Linked DNA regions of Mus musculus: region 2 is linked to region 1. A link is a contact called in ENCODE Hi-C data. All regions are on one chromosome and are shown on one strand. Each heading gives the region's core, a stretch centred on a gene start or an enhancer-like site at or near the end of the contact. The rest is flanking DNA. Distances are from core to core; before and after follow the strand shown. Region 1 holds the start of Hivep2 (human immunodeficiency virus type I enhancer binding protein 2). Region 2 has its middle 10 kb from the start of Gm40603.

What was found. A loop is a pair of places that touch in the nucleus more often than their neighbours do.
Region 2: a map of left cerebral cortex shows a loop between it and region 1 (4-fold over the local background). The contact joins the enhancer-like site here to the promoter of Hivep2 in region 1. A Hi-C loop is called at or near these places in 8 of 37 maps with a recorded cell type or tissue (Patski, T-helper 17 cell, heart and 1 more).

Annotation. Positions count from the first base shown.
Region 1 is chr10:13,964,454-13,968,169 of GRCm38, reverse strand. Hivep2 (human immunodeficiency virus type I enhancer binding protein 2) reads right to left here and starts at 1,791. Exons shown (of 9, transcript NM_010437.2): 1 at 1,473-1,791.
Region 2 is chr10:14,330,513-14,334,828 of GRCm38, reverse strand. No RefSeq gene overlaps it. Among named protein-coding and RNA genes, the nearest start is that of Gm40603, 10 kb to the right of the region's middle. Within about 2 kb of position 1,933, at least 2 of the 3 ENCODE cell types and tissues checked have a DNase peak (open chromatin) inside an H3K27ac peak, as active enhancers do; they include left cerebral cortex, where a contact is called at or near this core.

The sequences.
Region 1 (3,716 bases), core at 542-3,041:
CCCTTGGCGACGCAAGTCAAAAGCTTTCGCATTCAGAGGACTAGTTCCTGCAGTCCTTTGCACTTAGATGCTTTCAAGTAGGCGACTGAGGAACCACTACAAGAGACCCTGCTTCCCCTCGGTCTCTTCCCCACTGGGAGCCGCATCCCTGCAGCACAACATCCAGAGACCCTCTCCGACCTTCTAGCCTCCACAGAGACTGAGCGTGGAGGGTTGGGGTCGCATTTTCTCCTGTCCTCTGCTGCACTGGATATGTTATGTAAGAGGGACAGGACGCGGGAGGCACATGCGTATAAAGCGCACCGATCTGTGATAACAGCTGGGATGGCAAGGCTGATCTGGAGTCGTTCCCCCACCAAATACGACAGACACATCACCCTCACCACACACACACACACACACACACACACACACACATACATAGACGCTATGTTTTCCTGTCTTAGCCCTACCAGCACCAGACGCACAGAATGGAAAGGAGGGGGTTGGGGGTGAAGGGAGGTGAGAGGTGCGGCGGCAGCAGCACATCTGCTTTGATAGCAGCCAGCAGAGCCGCCGCGGCAGAGAGCCCCTCGTTAACCCCCTTCCTGTGGCTGCACCACGTCATGGAACATTCCCGGAACGGGCCAACGTTCCACCCACTTCAGGGAACAGACATAAAGGCGCAGACCCAGCTCCTCGCGGTGCACTGCCCAAACACACATGTTTCTTCCCGATCCCCCGACCAGAAGCACAAACAAGCATGCAATCCGCCCCCACCCGTCTCCAAGCGCCGGGGGCCAGCCGGCGGCGGCTGGAGCCGCTCTGCGGCCGGTGCACCCGCAAGGCGAGGGCGCCTCCGCCTGAACCTTCCATGGAGACAGTCCCCTCCTTCTTCGCTTCCTTCCTTCCTTCTCTCCTTCCTTCCTTCCTCGCTCGGGAGGAGAAAGGAGTCACAGAAATGCCCAGCGCCAGCGCCTCCGCTGCGCTCGCTCGGCCGCAGGCCGGCAGCCCGGCCCTTGCCGTCCGCTCGCCCGCTCGCCCTCCCGCCCGCACCGCCCCCAGCCCCGCGCCGCGCCGCGCCCCCTCCCCCGCTACTTGACAACGGACCGCCGGCCGCGGCAGCCGCAGCGGTGGCCCGGCGGTGCGCGCCGGTGCACGTCCCTCATTAGTAACCAGGCACATTCCTGCCTCCAGCGCTCCCGCGCGGCCCCCTCCCCCCAGGACATTACGCAAAGCAGCCTCCCCTCATCTGCATAGAACCTCGGCCAGGGTATTCCCCGCATTTCCTAATGCGCCCGACCCCCCCCCCCTTGCTTAGGTCTCCCCCATCCCCGCCTCCTCCGACCCTTACCCCTGGGCCACCAGGAAAGCGGCCGGGGGCGCGCGCCGCGAAGGGGGCGATGGAGTTGGGCGAAGGCGATTTCAGGGTAAAGTGAAACAAGCTCGATCTCTGGTGCAGGCAGGAAAAACACAGAACCGAGGCCACTTACCGAGCCGAGAAGGGACCTAGATTCCCGCCGCTCTGCTCTGCCAGCGGCCGGTGCGCCCTCCACGCACCCCAGGGCTGCACCCAGTACCCAAGAGTCGAAGCGTGGAGGGAGGCTGCTACCCAGCCAGAGGACCTTTCAAGTTGCTCGGGCTCCGGGCAAGCTTCAATGTCCAAGACTCAACTTGGCAAATACTTGTGCCACAGTCACCGAAGATGTCTTTTTTTTTTTTTCTTTTTCCTTTTTCTTTCTCTTTTTGCGGAGACCCTCCTCCACCGGGGAGAGACAGCGCACGGCGGCGCCCCGCTCTCCAGCTCTCCACCCCCTCACCTCCAGCCCGCCTCCCGCCGGCCGCCAGCCTCCCGGCCGCGAGCCCCTCGGGCGGCTGTCAGCTCCCGGCAGTCCGGGTGACAGCGGCCGAAGGAGGGCGCGACGCGGCGGGCGGTGGGGGGGATCCTCGCAGCCGCGGCGGCCGCTCACCTGTAAAGTCACCGCAGCGCAGGAGGAGGAAGAGGAGAGAGAGGAGGAGGGGAGGAAAGCCCCCCGGTGCCCTTGTTCTTGCTGCGGCGGCTGCTCCTCGCCCAGGCTGAGCGTGTCTGGTGGGGGGTGTCTGGTAGCATTTCCTTAAGGACAGAGGGAGGGCGGGCGTGGAGGGAGGGAGGAGGGAGGGAGGCGATCCCCACCGCCAGCCCAGGCTCCTCTTGTCTTTATTTATATATTTATTTATTTTCGGACACTGTTAGGAGATGGAGCCAGGGCGGGGGCCAGGGCCGCTAGGCTGGGGCTTGAGCCGCAGGACCCGGGCCGCAGTTTGTCGGCGTGCGGGAGCCGCAGCGGCCACCTCCCCTCCGGGCTGTGGACGCACCGGGTTATTCCTGGCAGCGCCTCCCCGAACAGAAGTTACTAGGAGGAGTGCGCGGCGAGGGCGGGCGGGGGAGAGGGGAGGGAGGGAGGAAGAGGGAGAGACTCAGCCAGCGACGTCATCGGATCCCCCAGCGCGTCCCTGGGAGGGAGGCTGAACCAGAAAAACCAGTCTGGAGCAGGCCAGCGGGGCGAAGGATGTGCGACCCGGACTGGCCCTGATGCGGGCGCGCGGGGAGGGAAGGTCGCGGTCGCGCTCTCTTGCCTCGGAGCCGAGATCTCCGCTGAGAGCGGGTATCGGCTTGCCACGCAGAAACACTGGCGAGTCTGGAGCGGTCTGAGAATTTCCTACTAGGGTGTGGAAACCTCCTTCGCGCCCATTCCCTTCCCTCTCTAGCCCCCTTTCCCACGTACTGGTTCCTTGTGATCTGTGGGATCCTTACATTTTGCCCGCGTACCAAGGATTTCTCGCCTCTTCACCCTCCAGCTGCACTCACGATTTTGTTAACAATTCGGGTGGTGGTGGGGAATTATGTTGCAGCCCCTGGAGCTCACAGTGTGTTTCACTAGCATTTTCCGTGCCGGGGCGGAAGCACGAAGTTTTCACGAGCTCGAAACGCCCCAATTGCTTTCCCCGGGGTCACTCCCCAGGGCGCCCCGGGTGCACCCTGCTCAGGAAGCCGCCCGCCCTCGTCTGGGTATTCAAATAGGCTAGGGCAGCGGTGCGGGGAGCAGCTGCCGGCTTCCTGGGGGGCCGAGCGGGGGAAAGGGGGCGAGCTGCCACCTCCAGCTGCGCGCTTCTGGTTCTCTGCTAGGGACTGAAATCACACCCAGCCCTGGGAGAGCTGGGCGGGGCTGGGGGAGGGGAAGGGAATCCCAAGCGAGTAGGGGCCGGGACTCTGGCTTCCTCCCCAGCCCGGCAACACCCGGGGGACACCGGGGCTCCCTCGGGCCGTTACCCAGCGTGTGTGGACTCGTGTGCACCCTCAAGGGAGGTTCCCAAGAGGTCGCTGCGCTGGAGCGCAGACACTGGCTTCTGGGCGGTGCCGGCGCCCGGAGCGCCTCCTCCGGGTGGGCTCTCCACGGAGCTCGACCGCGCGCCGCCCACTCTTTGGATTCGAGCGTTCAGGAGCTCCCGGGGCCGTAGCACCCTCTCCCCACCCGCCTGTCCGCGCCGCCGCCCTGCCCGGGGCGGAGTAAACAAGAGACGCACAAGATTTGACCTGGCGCGACCCGGCTTTCTGGCCGGGGTTCCCCCGGAGCAGGTGACTCCGTGGGAGGGGTGGAAATTAGCCTCTGGAATTCCGGGCCTGAGACTTGAACTCTGGTTCTGCTTTAAGGCAGATAATAACTAAGATGTTTTAGGTTTCCATTCACAGTTTTCAC
Region 2 (4,316 bases), core at 684-3,183, 370 kb before region 1:
CCATGATGTTCGGTCCAGAAGGAAGGGTAAGCCTGGGAGTGATGAAGAAAGAGACTAGTTCGGGGACAAGAAGGATGCCCAGATGACCGGCATGACCACCTCCGTTGAGTTGTCCTTAGGGAGCTTACGTGTATGATGTGTGTGAAGTTCAGTAAGTTAGCTTGCGATTGTTCAAGCCTTTTTTTTTTTCTTTCTCTTGCTATATGTATCCTGGAATGGCTGGGGGGGCATTTACTTACTGGGCACCAAACTTCCTGTCCTCCTCTCCTTTCCTGGTAAAATGTTATAGCAACTTGAAGGAGCTATAAGATGCCCATTTTGTGGACCAAACAGTCATTCTAGGTATGTCTATGGCAGATTTCTAGGAAAAATGAGCATTTACACTGACAAACTGGGGAAAACGGAGGGGGGCGGGCATTCCACTATGCTTCATCCTATCAGCTGCTGGTCTGGCCTGACTGAGCACAAAGCAAAGGGCAGTGTGAGTCTGCATTCTGCTGGGTGAATCAGGATGGAGGTCTTCTGCTTCTCAGGCCTTTAGGCTCAGACTGCAACTCTATCCTGAATTCTCAGACCTCCCAACCATAGCACCACTTGTACTGCGTCTCTAGCTTGTGGTTGAGAGATCATGGGCCTTCTCAGCCTCCACCATCATGTGAACTAATATCCTCTGACAAATATACATATATGAACGTATATAATGTATTCTATCATGCATACCTACAACGTACATAGACCATGTATTTATGACGCCATTGTCGTGTGTGCTCTGTTTCTCTGAAAGCACATCTTCTGCACTGCATTTTTTCTGTGAAAGCATAGCATTCCTTGCCCTGGGGGCTGTGAGGAGAAACAGGGCAGTGTTCAACAGAAAGCCTATGAACCCCTAATCCACTTGGACCGGGTCCTTGATGCACTAGCCGAATCCCTAAGACCCTTCACATCCTTATCTCAATCTTCCTCTTCCCCATTAGTAAGCTAAGTGCATGTGTGGTGCTCAGTAAACAGTGGGGTCACATCAGTCCCCACAGATGATAAAGTTGTTCTTTACAAAGTTTGCGAGTGGGAGCCTATTCACTGAATAAAAGATGTGCGCCTGGGTTGCAAGAATTTAAACGTTACCATCTCCTTCAGAAGGTGCAGGTTTTCCTTTAAGTCCACATGCATTATTCATCAGCTTTAATTCTGTCGTGTTGACCTAGAATTTCATGGCCCTGCAATGCTGCTGCATACCAAGCATCTTCTAGGAATAAAGGTCTTTCTGAAGCTTCAAATAACATAGAGGCTCCTGTATCTCTATTTCCTGGTGTATCATGTGACAACCCATCATAAGCCCTCCATAAAGTCTTCTCCTTTCTAGTGGAAGAAATTCATCTGCCAGCACTGCTCTGAGCACAGAATACATTCCTGCCCTGGAAATGCATGCTTAAATATTTAATGCAAGCATGAATGTGAAGAGCTTCTGGCAGCTGCGGGAAAAGGAGCTGATGGGAAGGGGGAAATAAACTTCATTTGAGAAGATTAAATGAGCTGAAAAATGGCCTCAGTGGTATTCTATAACTCTATAGTAAACAAACCCTGGAGACCAAAAACAAAAACAAAACAAAACAAAACAAACAAACAAACAAACAAACAAAAAGCACATGGAATGCTTGTCCCATGCAAGAAAGTGAACACAGTACAGAATATTCAGGGGGTTCCAGTTTGAAGTAAAATCCAGGCTAGGACAGTGCCAACCACTGTCTACAGCCTCCCTTATAAATCAGCCCTGCCCCTGGGGAAGACAGATGGCTTAGTATCTAACACAGACATAACCACAACCCAAGCTGAGTGAGACCTGCCAGCAGCCAAAGAACAAGGGCGCCTTAGAGAAAAGATAAATTGGGCTCTCTTTAAACCCCACTGAAGCTGTTCCTCTGGCAACTCCAGGTACAGCAGGGGGCACCAGCATCTTCCAACACACAGGCTACCAGCTGTACAACCTTGGCAAGACAGCCTGTAACCACAGCCATGTGATGGTGTGTCATTAACTCGAGCTCTCGAGCCCCAGGGTCTTCCAGACTGTGCACAGGCATGGCTGGAGTCGGCTTTTGAAGGTTGAGAGCATCTGCATTCCAGGGCTGGGTTGGAGCAGGGAATGTTAGTCAGCTTTCCTCAGCACAGAAAGTACCAGACTTACTCCCTGCCAACTTATAAATAAATGATGTAGGTGGAGCACGCAGGGTCACAGCTACCCAGGCTAAAGGCCCATGCACTTCTGTTTCCAGGAAAGTCAGAATGAAATAACAGAGCCCTGAAAGCAGCAGGAACTTCTCAAAGCCAGGAAAAACCTGTGGGGTCAGGGCAGCTTGGAGGACTGATGGCGGTGACCACGTAAAGCAAGACTCTCAGGCATAAGTCATTCCCTTTTGTGTGGTTCATTTTGATTAACTTGCCTTGTGCATATGGAACATCTTGTACACCAAGAAAGCCCATGCAGAATTGGCTTTGTTGAGGGTGTACTTTTAAAGTTCAACACTTTTAAAGATAGAATAAATCTCAGATGAGATAAAAAGTAGTGCTCTATGATAAAAGGTGGAGTATCAAATAGTCTTTCTTCAAAAGGCTTCTAGGAACCTATCACATATAGATATACACATTCCGATACACACTCCTGGATCCAGATTTTAAACTTGATAGGCAACTCTTCATTCTGTGATAGTCTCAGGTTTTTTTTTTTTTTTTTTTTTAACTTTCATAGCTAACCTAAGAAGCTACTCACATTATGAGAATGTGCACGGCCTCCCTGAAGTCATGTGATCATATTCTACCCATTAAGATGACGGCACTCAGGTGAGAGTCTGTGGGAAATAATTAGGTTGTGGGGGAGGAGCCTCACTAATGAGGCCACCATCTTTATAATGAGGCCTCGGCAGCACATTTATTATTATTGTGTGAAAATACAAAGAAAATGGCAGTCAATTATCCCCAAAGATGGCCCTCACTGGTACCACCAACCCCCCAGACCTATGCAGAACAAGTTGCTATTGCTCATAATCTGAACTTCTTCAAGAAACATTCCCGTGTGATGCTTTGTGGAAGGAGTAGTTTGTGTCTCCCCTTCATAACCATATGGACAAGCATTACGTACTGCTGTTATGGGACTGATTCTTGACAATGCTCTGTGGCCACCTCTCTCTGAGGCCAATTTGATTTACTTTCTGGACTCACCTGGAGGTCATCTTGATTACTGAACAGAAAACATCCAGCCAAACTATATTAGTCTGAAAACAAGGACTTAAAATACCTAGAATATTTTTTGTCTCCAATTCCATGGTTCCCTAGGGTTTCCTTTGGACTCTGGAATCAAGAAAGCTGCTGGAATCTGGAGCAATAAATAATGCTTAGGATTTTGTGAAATATTTATGTTCACTCATGAATTTGAGGGACATTTAAAATATGACATAGGCATGGATTCCCAATCAGCTATTAGTAGAAGCTGCAGTTTGCTTTTGCCTGGCATTTCCAGATAGCATACTGCAATGGGTATGGTGGAAAATCAAAAATGTAAACTGCATATCTCTGTAAAGCCAAAAACTTATAATTCAAACACTATAAATTAGGACCTCAAGATGCTGAACTGTGAGTGGACCACAGCATTACTTTCTATAGCAGGTAGGTGAAGACCAGGAGGTGGCTAATTTCCTGGCATCTTTATTCATTTTTCAAATGCCACCAAACAGTGTCATTTTCTCAGTTTGTGTGATTTGAAAAAGAATCTCGAAGCTCCAATTAAGCTTGTAATGGATTTGACTATTCTGTCCCTGACTTCACAATGTGTTGGAGTTGGGGCAAGGTGCCAGTCACCTCTTAGAATCCATTATCTCTTGGCATTATCTCTGAGCTTGCTGACTCTGACCACATGCAAACCTTCAGTCTTCGTTTATTTTTTGGTTGCTATGATAAAATATGATAAAGAGCATCTAAAAATAGAGTTAATGTGGCTCGAAATTCCAACTTATAGCCCACAATGGCGAGGAAGACATGGTGGCAAGGAGCTTCAGAGACCTGGTCATAGTCACTTACTATCAATAATAGAAGGAATGAATTAACAGCATGAATGCTAGAAATCAAGCTACCCTCTCCATTTTATATAGTGCAGACTCTCCAACCCAGTGAATGGCCCTGCTCATAATTAAGCTGGTTCTTCCCAGATCAACTAAGAGTCTCCCTAATAAGTACGCCCAAAAGCTTGACTTGTCGATGTGGAATTACAGTCAGTGCCAACCAGCCTAACTTCACCACAGTCAACTTGCCATGCAAACATATCACTTTTA